Linked DNA regions of Mus musculus: region 2 is linked to region 1. A link is a loop called in an ENCODE intact Hi-C map of the cell type or tissue named here. Cell type or tissue: heart. All regions are shown on one strand. Links, peaks and the distances in the headings refer to the core of each region. The heading gives the core; the rest is flanking DNA. Region 1 holds the start of Gm25672 (a small nuclear RNA gene). Region 2 has its middle 55 kb from the start of Zfp326.

Evidence for each region. Peaks named below come from ENCODE experiments on the same cell type or tissue, not always from the same donor. Only the 100,000 strongest peaks of a DNase experiment are listed, where the experiment ranks them.
Region 2: a loop joins it to region 1, with 2.6 times the contacts of the local background. A loop is called at or near these places in 3 of 42 quality-filtered maps.

What each region holds. Positions count from the first base shown.
Region 1 is chr5:106,068,469-106,076,808 of GRCm38, reverse strand. Gm25672 (a small nuclear RNA gene) reads left to right here and starts at 4,376; the gene lies at 4,376-4,482. In heart, for the core only: a CTCF peak has its summit at 4,705; no DNase peak of the experiment used is centred there.
Region 2 is chr5:105,927,084-105,935,423 of GRCm38, reverse strand. No RefSeq gene overlaps it. Among named protein-coding and RNA genes, the nearest start is that of Zfp326, 55 kb to the right of the region's middle. In heart, for the core only: a CTCF peak has its summit at 4,921 (motif pointing left); no DNase peak of the experiment used is centred there.

The DNA.
Region 1 (8,340 bases), core at 240-8,239:
CTGTGTCCGTTACTTGGATTTCATCCTATGCTCCTAATACTGTGGCCTTTATTGTTTCTGCCTGTGCGTCACACTGTATAGCCCGTTCATTTGTTTAGTTACACATACAGCCTGCACTTGGTATTGCTCTTAGGGACAACCCCAGAGGAAGGTGGTAAGGGGGTGCAGGAGAACTCCTTACATTACCCTGCTCTTTAGGATTACAAATCATTATAGTCTTACAGACTTAAAAGATGTTAAAATGGTGAGAAAAAAAATGTCAGCAATTCAAAGCACTTGGAGCTCTTGCATAGGACCTGGTTGGATGACCAGCACCCACGTGGTAGCTCAAAACCATCTTTAATTTCAGTTTCAGAGCATCTTCTAGCTTCTTCTGACCTCCATGGGCACCAGTCACATATGTGATATATGTACATACAAGTATGCAAATACTTATAGACAAAACATGTTTAAAATATATCTTTAAGTAATAGTAAAGGAATATTGGGAAAGTCTCGTGTCTCTAAATCTGGTGTTAGATGGAAAATGAGCACATGCTTGAAAGATACAACCGAGGACGAAGCCAGTACAAACAGGCTGCATGGCTGAGACTACACCTCTAACACAGCAAACAGCTCTGGGTGGTTTTCTTAGATACTTCTGAAAATATTTGAAAAATACAAATCTCTCAGAAAAAAATAGAAAATGAAAGAATACTTCGCTTGTTTTATAGATTCATATTAACCATGATCTTAAAAAATGACTGCTATTACCAGAAAAGAAAATTAATGACCATAATTCTAAGAAAATATTAGTAAATGGAAGCCAGCAATCTTCGGAAATACCACATAATGAAGGGGTTTATCATGAAAGTTGGCTTAACATTCAAAACACCATCAACTTAATTCACCCCATTAGGAGAAAAAAAGAAGAGAAGCCAAGTGATCGCCAGGAGGTACAAAGAAATAATTGGACATAATTCAACCTCATTCATGATCAAGACTCAGGAAAGAAGTAACAGAAGAGGGTTCTTCAGTTTAATAGAAGGCAGCCATGAAAAATACACAGCAATTTAAAGGAAAAGTGAATATTTTCCTCCCTAGACCAAGACGATTGTCTGCTCCCACAAACGCTGTTCCTCACTGCACAAGCAGGAGCAGAAAGCAAACAAAGATGTCAAAGCCAGACAGCAGATGTGAGTCAAGACAGCATTAATACAAAGGTAGAGTCATAGAAGCCGCATACAAAGCATAAACTCCAAGGAGAGGTTCAGGCATTAACCATCTACAAAGACAACATTCAAATACATAGCAGATGAAAGTTGATTTAAAAAGCTCTGCTAAGAATTGTATTCAAACGTTACAACTGAATTACCAATGTAAGAAACATCTGCATCTGAAAATTACCAAATATTGAGAGAAATTAAAGTTGTGGGGGAAAGATGCACTACGTTCAAGACTAAAAGTTTTAATGTTGTTAAGATATTATAGGCTGAGTTTTGTGTTCCCAAAACTAGTGTCCACTGCTTCTGAATTGCACTGCATCTGAAAATAGGGCCTTAAAATGGAGAAAAGCAAGTCATAAGGGTAGACTACGATGTAATGTGACCAGTGTCTTTTTAAAAACATCCTAGGACAGGAAGAGAGTCTACAGACTGAGACACTGGGAGACACAGCCAGACAGAAGCCATCTCAGAGGGGCCTCAGAAGACAGCAAGACCGCTAACACCTTGACCTTGGACTTCCAGGCTCCAAGGATGTGGGGTGAATTCCTTCTGAGGCTGTTTTGATATGGGAGCACTGTCAGCTAATACAGATTTCAATTCTCTCCAAACTAATTCATCTATAAATATAGTTATGATAATAAAAATCAATCAAGGATTTGGTAGAAATTCATCATAAAATGTTTATACCAAGATAAGAAATTAAACATTCCCTCAAATAAACAACCTACTAGATTTGTAGAGTTATCATCATCACCATCATCATCTAGCCACTGAGGTATAGAGAAAACAAATAGATGAAATTAACCTAATAGAAAATACACAACTGCACCTGCACACACAGACACACACACACACATATAAATGTCTTACATACATTATATATATACACATATGTTACATATTATATATACACATACATACACACATATATAAATGTATTACATATATATATACATACATATATACATGTAGTGTACATTATACATATATACATATTAAATATATGTGTATATATATATATAAAATCAGTTAATTATATGAACATACTCAGAAATTTATGTGGAAATATCATCTTAATAAATTATCTAGGAACACATAGATGTTCATATTTTTTAAATATTCAACTCCTACCTTACACCATATACAAAACCAGTTTAAGAGGTATTTATTATAGACACAACTACAAAAATTAAGGCTCCAAGGCTTCTGGAAGAAAATGTTTTCTTAAATTTAGGTGAATAGCAATTTCTTAGGTGAGACATTAATAAGAATTCACCAGAAAATTGCATGGGGATGAGGTTGTATATCTACATTTTCATGTGGGTGTACATTCCCAATACCTCCCACTCCATGGATGGCTCCAGACCTAGCATTTGGTCACTATAGTGATGGCCTTTGTCCTCCAGGCCCCTAACAGTAGTCATTGCTGACCCTATCCAAGCTAGCTCTGCATAAGGATCTACCTGGCAGGAAGTCTCCCTCTTCCTTCTGCCTTCCCCACCTTATTGAGTCGAGTCAGCCTCAACTCCTGCCTTTCTGCCCAGCCACTTTATTTTTAATAGTATTCGTCCATGTCTGCTCATGGATATTGTCCCTCTTAGAAAGACCCTGGCTCTATGGCTTACTGGTGACTTCCACCTTGGCAACAAGCTCTAGGACTGGGAAGAGACTCAAGACTAGACTTTGACTAGTGCAGAAGTGCAAGATGTCGGTTAAAACCATGTCCTGTTTGTGGCAGGGCACGTGGTTGAACCGTACCAGCCTGCACTTGGGTCTGGGCTCCGAGACCCAAGTCACATGCCAACTACAGTCTGAAAGAAGCTGTCTGGTTCGAGTCCACTCTGGGTAAGACCCCTTGTCCTAATTTGCCCTGATTCTGCCCTATACATACACAAAAGAGACCTGAGTTAAGATGGAGCCACGCAGGACCCAGACTGACAGAAAGAAGCTGGACTCTTTTTGTGTAGGTACGTTGGTGGGAACCTTTACAGCACACCTTAAACTACCGTCCTCCTCCCGTAGCATTTCTATAAAATTTAAGTGAAAGGAAAGACCAAGTTTCACAGATACAGACAGATGAGAAGATGATTTTCTGGATGCATCTCCATTCATGTCCCGTATCCGCGTGTTGTTCCTGTACTCCCTAAATGCAAACAGCCTGGGCCTGTTTCTCTTGAACATGGTTCCTTTCCCTCTGATGTCGTCTCCGCTGAAACCCGAGAAGCTGACATAATTGTACAATTCCTACCCAGCAGAAGCTGAACTTTGAAGAGTAACTGGAGATCTGAGCAGATTTAAAGGCACGACAAGAGTTTGTACTTGACAGCGTCAGCATCCCTCCTTTCCTGAATAACAATGTAACCAATTCATTGCTCTCTCTTTTCTGCTGTTTCAATGTTGAATCTAAGTGTCAGCCTGACCTTCCTGATTATCCGGCAAGAACTCAATTAATTTGTATCCAGGCTCACTTAATTGTTTTTAATTCGCATTTGACCTTGTGTTTGGTTCTTGGCCTCTGGTTCCACTTTTGCATGGAAGTCTTCATCTCAGAAGAGGCACATCTCACCTCCTGATTCTGGGGTGGGAATTTTCTCTAGCTCAGAGCTGGTGGATTCCTTTGACTAGATCTCAGTGGTAGGTTCCGGTAAACTAATTTCTCAAAGACAAGTTAAAAAATTTAGAAAGCCTGGTAGGTTCTTTTGTGTTATTTTACCTCATGAAGGAAGCCTTGTGTTTTGATAGGAAGAAACCTGGCTGGAGCAAAGCTCCACAGGTACAGGAACTTGCTATTAAAGAGGACCTAAGTTCTGCTTCCAGAACCCAAAGGACTCTTCACTATCCCGACAGTCCTGGTGTGTGTGTGTGTGTGTGTGTGTGTGTGTGTGTGTGTGTGTGTATGACAGAGAAAGAACCCTGGCTACAATGTGATGCACAAACTCGGCTTTAAGTGAACACTTGCTCAGTGAGTAACTATCCTTCATTCTCCCCACAGGGAGCTTGTGAACCCCATGGTCTTGTAGGGCCTTGCCCTCCTAGTTTGTAATGTCACCAGGCTGGAAAACACAAGTTCTTGAGGCTCTGACAGAGGCTGATTAAGTTCCCATCTCCCTTTTGCAGTTTTTCCAAATGTTCCCCAGGCAAAGCTAAGGCAGATCTAAAGACTGCTGCCCTGTGCTCGCTTCGGCAGCACATATACTAAAATTGGAATGATACAGAGAAGATTAGCATGGCCCCTGCGCAAGGATGACACACAAATTCGTGAAGTGTTCCATATTTTTTTTGCCGGGTGTGCTGGCGCATGCCTTTAATCCCAGCACTTGGGAGGCAGAGGCAGGAGGATTTCTGAGTTCAAGGCCAGCCTGGTCTACAAAGTGAGTTCCAGGCCAGCCAGGGCTATACAGAGAAACCCTGTCTCGAAAAGCCAAAAAAAAAAAAAAAAAAAAAAAACAGACTCCTGTCCTGAGGTTCTAATGGCCTCCAGGGGTGCTGTGTGGTTCCAGAGCTAAGGAAGAAGGAAAGGAAACCGGCCTTATGGGCTAGTCCTTGTGCAACTTCAGCATCTCTCTTTCTCATCCTGGCTTCCTTCTCATCCCCTAGCACTGTAAAGTATCCAGTCAAATGATATATGTGGCAGACAAAGAGGCCAAAGAATGTATACTAGCCCTAACTGCATAGCACTCAGGATCCTGACCACTAGCTAGAACCCTAGATGCTACACAGTAAACAGCTCTCTGAAGGCAAAGCTGCACTGTCCTGTTCTCTGCCCAAGCATCCCATAATATTAAGTTTTGGTGGATGGCGCTGAAGACCAGACAACTTGCTCTGGGGGTTTTCTCAAGGATCTCAAGAAACTGGGAGGATCAACCAATTTAGTCAATGTTGTGAAATATATCTACCCTTGAACTCTTATTTTTACCTGGTTTTTTTTTAACCTTTGTACAATTTCTAGAAGAAAACACACCTTTATGACCACAGGTTTAGAACCTACCTGTTGGAGTCTGGTGGGCTGGTTAATGGTCACACAATGGGAGACAGTGAGCATCTCCAAAATACAACAGAGGTCAATAGGGAGAGGGAGGACACAGTGAGCCTCTTTCCAAGGTCCTACAGTCTGCCCTGCTAAAACTCAGGTCCTCAAACAACAGACACAAATTCCTGGTAAGGGGCTTGTAGAGAGGAGGATGAGATGGCAGACACAGAGATGTGAAGGGTGGGGGTGGGAGTGAAGCATGGTATGTGTCTTAGTCAGGGTTTCTATTCTTGCACAAACATCATGACCAAGAAGCAGTCGGGGAGGAAAGGATTTATTCAGCTTACACTTCCATATTGCTGTTCATCACCAAGGAAGTCAAGACTGGAACTCAAGCAGGTCAGGAAGCGGGAGCTGATGCAGAGGCCATGGAGGGATGTTCTTTACTGGCTTTCTTCCCCTGTCTTGCTCAGCCTGCTCTCTTGTAGAACCAAGACTACCAACCCAGAGATGTTCCCACCCACAAGGGGACCTCCTGCTCTGGTCACTAATTGAGAAAATGCCTTCCAGCTGGATCTCGTGGAGGCATTTCCTCAACTGAAGCTCCTTTCTCTGTGATAACTCCAGCTGTGTCAAGTTGACACAAAACTAGCCAGTATAGTATGGATGTATGAAATTTTCAAAAAAAAAAAAAAAAAAAACTTAATCAAAAGTTTGGTTTTTTTTTTTTTTTAGAAGCATGTAGAGTAAGTAGACAACATCTTGGTTTGTCATGTTCTAATCAGATAAGAGCAATATGTCCCATAGAATTGGTTAGGGAATGAAACTCACCTTTAAGGTCTAATTTGTTTTCCAGAAACTTTATCTCTTCAGCAAGCTGTAAAGGCACTTTTTAGAGACATATCTGCAGGCTATTTAGACATTTTTCCTCCTCTGAGTAAAGCCATTGATGCTATCATGGGTATCACTGCCACATACAAAGATATGAAAAGGTCTGAGTAGACACTACAATATGTCTGTTGGTTCTGTACTTTGCAAATATGATCCCATTCAGCCTTTAAAGTTCTAAGCTATTCACAGGCATTTTTGTGGATAGTATCGTTACAACAGAAAGGGGACTTCTAAAAGTTAGCCACAAGCATATCGTTTCTCTAAGTTCACAAGAGTTGATCGGGGTCGAGTTATCAAGAGAAAAAGAATAGAAATAAACAGGTACCTAATCTAAGAGCTTCCAAATACTCAGGCAAAGCGGAGGGAAATGAAGACAGACAGATCTATGATGGTAGCACAGCAACTTCAAACATCTGTCCCCACAGCTGGAGAAATAAACAGAAACTCACTTAGGTTAACGATTTCATAGAGTTAACTCTCTCTTCCCTCCATTCTGCTTTGATGGACGTGGCTCCATTTTGCTACTCTTGAGTTTGCCAACGTAGTCAACACACTGCACACTGCGCACTGCACACTGCAGTCACAGCGTAACACCGCTTCTACTGATTCAGTGGAGAAGCCCCAGACATGAATAAGAGACCCAAGGCTGCAGGGTAACTATAGAGGACTGGACTCTTTCTACTCACTAATGAGCAAACATCCTCGATTGCCTGCCTCAATCCTTCCAGTACACAGAGACAGACCTGCAGATTGTGTCCTGTCTTCATGGTCAATGTCCAAATGAACTTCAACTGAATAAGTCCTTCCAAAACAAAATGTACCACTGGATGTTGACAGGGCTCTTGCCACTGGCTTGAAGAGTCACACGCGCTAAGCAAGGAACCTTCACAGTTAGAATCTATGAGAAGCACCCACATTCCAGAACATATACCCATCCTTTTTCTAGACACAATGTTTCAATTATTTCCATATACTAGGATGAATATGCCAACATCAAGTAAATTAAAACTATTATCCATGTAAATTAAGGAAACTGGTCAACTGGCAGAATTTACCATCTCAGAAGTTCTTCCAAGGAAGGAGTGCACCACCTTACTACCATGCATACCACCTTCCATACTAGCAATCAAAACTTCAGTCTTACTCAGCTGCCTTGCTGCTCTGAGCTGTTTTGCAAACCACGTTCCCATTCCGCACTCACTCAGTCATGAGCCATGAAGTAAGACTACCAGTGGCTGACCATCCTGCTGCCAGTTGCCTCGGATGCAAGGGAGTATAGCCTGTTCTTGAGTTCATTTTTCTCTTGGCTCCTAGCCACCCCTCAGAAGGGATGAGGCTTCTGGGTTGCAATGTGTGGAGGTGGGGTAAGACAAATTTTAACATCTGTTTAACTATACTGATTATCAATATACTGATTATCAGTTATTAGTAGTGTAGAATCAGAGCATGTAGGCTTCGGAAGTGACAGCCTTTCGGGCAAGCCACAGGGTAGATTAATTTTCAAATTGCATCAAAAGCCTTTTGCTCTTGGAATCATGAGGGAGACATCAACTTCGGTCAAGCAAGAACTTGAGTTATCTGTCTGTCGATCTAAAAGAACATTCAGTGAAATGAAGTTCTTTTGGTGTGCCAGAGGTAGTAAACACTGCCGTGCATGGGTGTGTACACACTTTACCCAGTTCACCATTACCTTGCTTGCTTTTCTGGCAGAGTCCACACTTTTCTGGACCTAAGGCTGAAATCAGAGAGTCGTTAGCTGCATAATCATGTCTGACCTGACCCATTCATTTCTTCATCCAGTCTTGAAAACCCCTATCCCATCCCCCCTCCCCCTGCCTCTATGAGGGCACTCCCTTACCCATCCACTCCCATCCTCCCACCCTGGCATCCCCCTACACTGGGGCATCGAAAACCCTCAGGCCCAAGGGCCTCTCCTCCCACTGATGTCCAACAAGGCCATCCTCTGCCACATATGTGACCAGAGCCATGGGTCGTTCCACATGTATCCTTTGGCTGGTGGTCCAGTCCCTGGGAGGGACCAGGTACTTCTGACCACTGCAGACACTTTCATGCACGCACACACACAGACACACACACACAGACACATACTTTTACATACAAACTCACACACACACATATATATACACACTCATATATACACACATACATAAAAATGTACACACACTCATACACACACATACAAACACACACATACTTAAAATAATAATAAATAAATCTTTAAATATAGGTAACTTCAAAACTTATTATACTGGCA
Region 2 (8,340 bases), core at 58-8,057, 140 kb after region 1:
GTAACATCGTTGTAACCCTTTCTTAGCTGGACGCTATTGGCCTGTGGGGTGGTTCTTGTGTTTCATATTGTGGAACTTGTGTGAACTCTAATAGACTGGGATCGATCGCTGCTAGGAATTCTTTATTAACAATTACTCCATCTGTAGACAACAGCTACTCTGTCTCCCTCCCACATACACACACCCTTTACTCATCATTTCTCTTTGTTTTTCTCGTAGTAATACTGACTAGAAATACAGGACAATGTTGGATCACTATTACCTTATGGATTTCTGGTTTGTTTGTTTTTTAAGGAATATTGTCTTTGTTTGAGACTGAGTAAAATAGCCGGGTGTGGTGGCGCAGGCCTTTAATCCCAGCACTTGGGAGGCAGGGGCAGACGGATTTCTGAGTTCGAGGCCAGCCTGCCTGCTCTACAAAGTGAGTTCCAGGACAGCCAGGGCTATACAGAGAAACTCTGTCTTGAAAAAGACTGAGTAAAATAAAATTTCCTTGTCTGGTGTCCCTTACATCATCAGTTTTCGGAGATGTTTCTTGGGATAAATATGATAAGATGCATCGTGATTTCCACATGGAAATTATGAGTAAATTTGTTCTCCTTTATCTCTTCCCACCCCCCTTTTTTGAAATTTATTAAGTTTACATCCCATTCACTGCTCCCCTACCACAACCCTTCCCCCACCCCCATCCCCTTCTGCTCTGAGAGGGTGGAGGCCCCCTTTGGTACCCCCTGGACCCCTCCCGAGGCACATCAAGCCTCTGTAGAACTGGGCACATCCTCTCCCACTGAGGCCAGACGAGGCAACCCAGCTAGAAGACCCTTTAGTCTCTCAATGCAACAGACTATCTCCACTTTCAGACTCTGACGTCATCCCCGCCGCCTTGCACAGATGCAGTTTACTTGGCTATGTGTCGTCCTATATTTAATGTCAGGGGACTTTTGGTTCTATTTCATTTAGTTCTCTCTTCATTGTGTTTAGTCGCAGTCATAAGCAGAGCAGATCTGTAACTCATCCTCTGCCGGACTGTCTCGGGTCAGATTCTGTATCAATGCTGTTAGTCTCAAAGTAATCTTGTCTTATGTGAATTTCTCCTCACTTCCTAGGCTAATGGCCAGTTCTCATTGAGTTTACTTTTAGTTTTGAACAGTTTAAGGTGAAGTTGTTCTTGACTCTGAAAACCTAATGAGAGTCACCTGTAAATCTGCCTCAGTGTAGGGCCTTAATTCTTAAGTGGTTGTCATTATATCATAGTACTTATTGGTCACGTTTTCTATATCTTGTCTTTTTTTTTTTTTCATTTTCCATTTGTTTGTTTTTAGACAGGGCCTCTCTGTTATGTAGCCCTGGCTGTCCTGCAACTCGCTATGCAGACCAGACTGGCCTCAAACTCACAGAGCTCTAGCTCCCAAAAGCTGGAATTAAAAGTGTGTGCTACCTTGCCTGGCCCAAGTTTTCTATTTCTTCTTGAAATAAATCTGACATTTTATACTCTCCTGGAAACTTAGCCTTTTCCTTTTTCAACATTTTGATAAACATTTGTTTATGGTACTCATCTAAAATGAGTTTTTTTCTGAGCTCTGTCTTCTGTCCTTTGAAAATGTTAGCCTCTTGTTCTGTATCCTTGGTACAGTGCCGAGACCACTGTACACTTTATTGAGTTATCATGGGAATAAAATACTAATGGATGGAAGGAGTTTAAAACAATATACAAGCATAATACAAGTGTAACCATAGAAACATGATACAAGCACTGGTTGTTGCTGCTCGAGGTACTAAAAGTTTCCAAGGACCTTTACATTGGCTTATTAGGAGGAATTACATCGTTTATTAATTTTGCCCCTGAGTTTATTTTTAATTTCCTTTCCTGTGGTTATTTTTTCTTAGCATACTCAAGTCATCCTTTCCAAATATGAGTTGAGCTACTAGCTTATTAGACCTTATCTATGTTCTGTAGTTACAAATTTCTCTCTCAGTTTTAATTTTCACCATGGAAACACCACCAGGGTCTTCCTCTGCTGTGTCATTTACAAGTTCTACTCTGCTCTACTTTTCTGGTGATTTTCAGGTAAAAAACAATTTTGTGTTTTTATTACAGTGTAGTCAGAGAACATAGCCTACATGGTGTTGTTTGACCTTTACTAAGTCTTGGTGTTTGGCGTGACATTAAACATGGGGCCCTGCACATGCTAGGCAAATGCTCTGCCATGCTTCACCCCCAGATGTAGATAAATTTTAATCTGACAACATGGCTTCTCTGGCAAAGGACACATCCAAAGGTCTAGGTCTTCGTGATCCAGCTGGAATGAAGATGTGCCACACACCCTTAATCCCTCTGGTGGGGGCACAGATGCACCCTTAGTATACATCTTTAATCCCAAACAATGAAGGTAAAGTTAGTTTGAAGAAGGAAGCCACCATGTTTGAAAGTGATGTCTAACTGAGTAGCAGACAAAGTGATGAATCAGAGAAAGATTTGACAGAATGAGTCAGAGGTAGGATGCGCCTGACTCTCACAAGGAGAGACAGGAAAGGGGGGCTTAAGAGCAGCTCAGGGAGGGTCAGGGAATTGAGAGTCAGTGTAGTGAGTGCAGTGCAGTCAGTCAGTGAGTGCAGTCAGTGAGTGCAGTGGAGGCAGCGCACTGCAGTGAGGGCAGTGAATGCATGCAGTGCAGTCAGTGCATGCAGTACAGTCAGTGCAGTGAGTGCAGTGTGGTGAGTGCAGTCAGTGCAGTGAGTGTAGTGAGTGCAGTCAGTATAGTGAGTGTATGCAGTGCAGTGAGTGCAGTGAGCACAGTGCAGTGAGCTCATACATGCAGTGAGTGCAGTGTGGTGCAGTGTGGTGAGTGCAGTGTATATAGTGAGTGCAGTCAGTGTAGTGCAGTGCAGTGCAGTCAGTGCAGTGAGTTCATGCATGCAGTGGGTGCAGTGCAGGGATTGCATGCAGTGCAGTCAGTGCATGCAGTGCAGGCAGTACAGTCAGTGCATGCAGCACAGTGAGTTCATGCATGCAGTGAGTGCAGTGCAGTGGAGCTGAGTTCAGTCATGAGTTCATGCAGTTCCGTGCAGGGCAGCAGGGGCAGCTGAAGTCAGAGAATGAGAAAGAACCAGAAAATTAGGACAAATTGCCAGAGTTATTTGAGGCCAAGCAGAGCAATTCAGTGAGAAGCTGAGAGAAACCAGTTTGAATCAGTCAGCTTGGAGAGGAGTTTGAGCCAGAACAGTTGAGTTGAACCAGCCCAGCCAGAGTTTAGAAAGAACTAGAAAGGGTGAGCATATTCAGCAGTAAGTCTTTAAGACAATAATTACATAAGGTGAATAAAAGATACTTTTACGCCCAGACTCTCGTGAAGCTTGTGATGTCTGTCCTCACTAAAGAAGGGTTTGTGCTCTCTGCTGAGGATCCGGGTACCCTGGTGACATATTCACACATATGTGTTAGTTTGAGACTGTTGCTTTCATTTATCTATTTGCTTTGCTTAGTTCTCAGAAGATATACATTACTATCTCGTTACTTTGTTGGTTTGATTTGGGTTTTTTGTTGTTGTTGTTGTTTTTGTTGTTGTTGTTTTTGTTGTTTGTTTTTTTTTTTGAGGCAGGGTCTCACTATGTAGCACTCACTGACTGAAACGTGCTATGTAGACTAGGCTGGCCTTAAATTCAGAGACCTTCCTGTGTCTGCCGCTTCAGTGCTGGGATTTAAGGCATACACCGCCATGCCTGGCCCTCATTGCTATTTTTTTGTTTTGGTTTGGTTTTTTGGTTTTTCGAGACAGGGTTTCTCTGTATAGTCCTGGCTGTCCTGGAACTCACTTTGTAGACCAGGCTGGCCTCGAACTCAGAAATCTGCCTGCCTCTGCCTCCTGAGTGCTGGGATTAAAGGTGTGTGCCACCACCACCTGGCTTCATTGCTATTTTTAACATAATATCTATTCTCTTCATTCTATCTTCTGTTTAAAGATTTATTTTTGCCGGGTGTGGTGGCGCACGCCTTTAATCCCAGCACTCGGGAGGCAGAGGCAGGCGAATTTCTGAGTTTGAGGCCAGCCTGGTCTACAAAGTGAGTTCCAGGACAGCCAGGGCTATACAGAGAAACCCTGTCTCGAAAAACCAAAAAAAAAATTTAAAAGTAACAAAAAAGATTTATTTTAAATTATTCATATGTGTGTGTGTGTGTGTGTGTGTGTGTGTGTGTGTGTGTGTACCTGAAAATGCTGGTGCCCCTGGAGTCTAGAGGAGGATGCCAGATCCCTTAGAACCAGAGTTACATGCAGTTGTGAGCTGCCATGTGGGCACTGGGACTGAACTGGGTCTCCTATAAGAGCAGTACATGCTCCTAGCCAGACTCATCCTCTCCAGCCTCAATTGTGCATATGTGTTTATTGTGTACACCCAAGTGCAGGTGCCCAGCAAAGCTAGAGGCGTTAGGTCTCCTGGAGCTGGTGTTACATGGGGCTGTGAGCTTCCAGGTGTCGGTGCTGGGATTCAAACTTGGTCCTCTGCAGTAACAGTACACTATAAACTGCTGAGGCGCCTCTCAAGCCACACAAGAATTTCTTGTCTAGACTTAAATTTCACCGATTATCTCAGTCTGGTACTCAATTATTAAATTCTTAATTTTACATTTTTAATTTTCTGTGTTTGCAGCAAGTTCTACTTAGCTTTTCTGCACCACTTGTGGCTCCAACACACTCCAGGGCCCTTTGGGTGTGCACTTATCTCTTCATTGTATCATTCCGTTCCCTCTGGTGTACACTGTTGACTTTATGGAAGAGTAATCTTTCTGTTCTCTAGTGTTTTCTTCCCATAGGAAATCTGCCCCTGGAGAATGCTCTGTTCCATGGAGAGAGAAACAAAAGCCTAGACCCTCATTTCTTCCCCTTAGTTTAGGGACCTTAAGTGGGGAAGCTGCCACCTAGTGGACAGTGTTTAGCATTACAGTCCAGAGCTGACCACTTCCCACTGGCGTTTCGTGCATCAGGTAAGGTCGCCTCAGTACAACCCACACCCTTTAGTATCAGAAGCTATTGTGGTGTGGGGTGGTATGAAGACATCTGGTGTTTATCTGCTCCTGCCTCCTCCCCAGCTGTCTCAGGTACAACCTATGGTCACTTCCTGGGATCATAAGTACAATCTGAGGTCACTTCCCCTGTCTCAGATACAACCTGCGGTCACTCCCGTCTCAGGTACAACCTGAGGTCACTCCCCTGTCTCAGGTACAACCTATGGTTCCTCCCCTGTCTCAGGTACAACCTGAGATCACTCTCCTGTCTCAGGTACAACCTGAGGTCACTCCCCTGTCTCAGTTACAACCTATGGTCACTCCCCTGTCTCAGGTACAACCTGAGATCACTCCCCTGTTTCAGGTACAACCTGAGATCACTCCCCTGTCTCAGGTACAACCTGAAGTCACTCCCCTGTCTCAGGTACAACCTGAAGTCACTCCCCTGTCTCAGGTACAACCTATGGTCACTCCCCTGTCTCAGGTGCAACCTGAGGTCACTCCCCTGTCTCAGGTACAACCTGAGGTCACTCCCCTGTCTCAGGTACAACCTGAGATCACTCCCCTGTCTCAGGTACAACCTGAGGTCACTCCCCTGTCTCAGGTACAACCTATGGTCACTCCCCTGTCTCAGGTACAACCTGAGGTCACTCCCCTGTCTCAGGTACAATCTGAGGTCACTCCCCTGTCTCAGGTACAACCTATGGTCACTCCCCTGTCTCAGGTACAACCTGAGGTCACTCCCCTGTCTCAGGTACAACCTATGGTCACTCCCCTGTCTCAGGTACAACCTGAGGTCACTCCCCTGTCTCAGGTACAACCTATGGTCACTCCCCTGTCCCAGGTACAACCTATGGTCACTCCCCTGTCTCAGGTACAACCTGAGGTCACTCCCCTGTCTCAGGTACAATCTGAGGTCACTCCCCTGTCTCAGGTACAACCTATGGTCACTCCCCTGTCTCAGGTACAACCTGAGGTCACTCCCCTGTCTCAGGTACAACCTATGGTCACTCCCCTGTCTCAGGTACAACCTGAGGTCACTCCCCTGTCTCAGGTGCAACCTGAGGTCACTCCCCTGTCTCAGGTACAATCTGAGGTCACTCTCCCTGTCTCAGGCACAACCTGAGGTCACTTCCCTGGTCCCACCAATTAGGACTCTGCTACAACCATTCTTTGATGTCAGACAGTACCAGTCAAATGCTGCTCAGGGCAGTGAGGTGCAAAAGGACAGTTGCAGAATTAATAAGGTTTGTCCGCTGCTCTGTGAACTGTACACAGACCTCTCTTGCTCTGGCCACCACTGCTTCCCCTCAGGGGCTCATCAACAGCCCTTTCTCTGGGATTTGCCACAATCTTTCTAGCCTTTCCTTAGACTCAGTATTCTTCCTCCTTGCCCCACAGCCCAGAGGACACACGGTGCATTCTAAGCAGGTGCTCCACCACTCAGCTCACAGGAACCTTGTTCAGGAATCTCTCACAGCTTCCATGTTGAGTGCAAGCAGGCTTGGGGCACTTCGGGAATGCTTCCGCTTGGTTATAAAATATAATCTTCTAAGAGGGAACAGGCAGGCATGTTCAGACACACCCCTGAGGTGCGGAGTGGCTTCCCTCCAAAGCAGTTCAGGATTAAGCACTATAGCCAAGACAATAGTCTCGGTATTCAAAGGAGCTATGGGGTCGATTCTCAAGTGTCCAAGAGATGTAGATGAGAAAATTGAGAACCATGTGTGCACAGCATCTCCTATCAGAATTCCTAGTTGTTTGTTTGTTTGTTTGTTTGTTTGTTTGTTTTTCGAGACAGGGTTTCTCTGTATAGCCCTGGCTGTCTTGGAACTCACTCTGTAGACCAGGCTGGCCTCGAACTCAGCGCCACCACCGCCCTAGTTTTGAGATCTAACCGCACCGTTTGATTTCAGTACTTTACCTACTTAAGCTCCCCACAGAGTCCAGCAGGTTTTTCTTTTCTTTTTGCCGCTGGTCGGTGCTGCCTTCATTCTAGAGCAACTATCCACAATTGAGATACACCCTCCTGGTGCTGTTGTGAGATTCAGATGAGTTATGAATAAACCCTGGGAGGTCTCAGTCATCACACATGTAAAGGTCCGAATGACAGCTAGAAGAACCCTAAACAAGAATCCAAACCTGAGCTTTTACGCTGGGCTCTGGAGAGCCTTCTTTAGTAATTTGCTTCGCTCCTCTGAGATGGCCCAGCACCGTAGGCCTGGAAGCTCCCTTCCTCCTGACGACTGTCCGATTCAAGCTGCAACACCATCTTGACTCTGCACCCAAGGGAAAGGAGAGCAGGAACACACTGACAGGAAAAGGTCTTTGCTCCATCAACACTTGCCAGATGAGTTTGCCAGGAGAAACACAAACATGTTCTGGCAGACTAACCAGGCAAAGTGCGTGTTTGGGTTTGGTTACAATGAGCACCCCCCCAAAAGGCTCATTGTTAGGGGCTAACACCCAGGTGGTGGCAATGTTGTGGAAGATGCTGAAAACCTCAGGGAGGTCTAGTGGGTAAAGCCACAGAGTGCATGTGGCATGTCCTTGGGGTACCTTTTCTGTCACCCCACTGTGCTCCTCAGCCACCACGATGCAAGTCATTGTTGTCTCTGCCGTGATGAACTGAATCTTCTGAAACCAAGACAGCAAAGTAAACCTGTACACATACACACACAGTCACACATAGTCACTCTCACACACACATACACACATGACTCACATACACATTCACTCACACACACACACATGCATACACATGTCCTTTCACATATACATGTGTATATTTGCATATATGCACACATACATTCATTCATGCACACAACCACACATACCCTGCACATACACACATACAGTCATGTACACTCACATAACTCACACTAACTCACACATCCACACATGCACACTCACATATGCACACACCCTGCACGCACTCACATACATGCACACAGTTGAAAAACAAGAACGAAAGCTGAACCATGCACTTGGATTGGACTGTGTGAAGTGCCAGGCCTGAGCTGTCACAGAAGCGTGAACCCTGGCAAGGCCTATTCAGTAGGAATAGGAAATATCCAGTAGGAAAAGGAAAGGGTACCTACTGAAGGCAAGAATAAAACCACATGTCCAATTTATGCTACTTCTAACCGTTGTAGAAACCCAGAAAATGTTAAGCTTTGAACATTAGCTGTTTTACATGCAAACAGGATGATAAGAGTCTCTATCAGTAGGACTATCAGATGGTCAAACACAGTAACAGTTAACACGGCACCAAGTGGGAAAAGATGTGTGTTCAGGTCATTTGAGGGCATAAAAAATTGTCTTGAATCAGATATTGA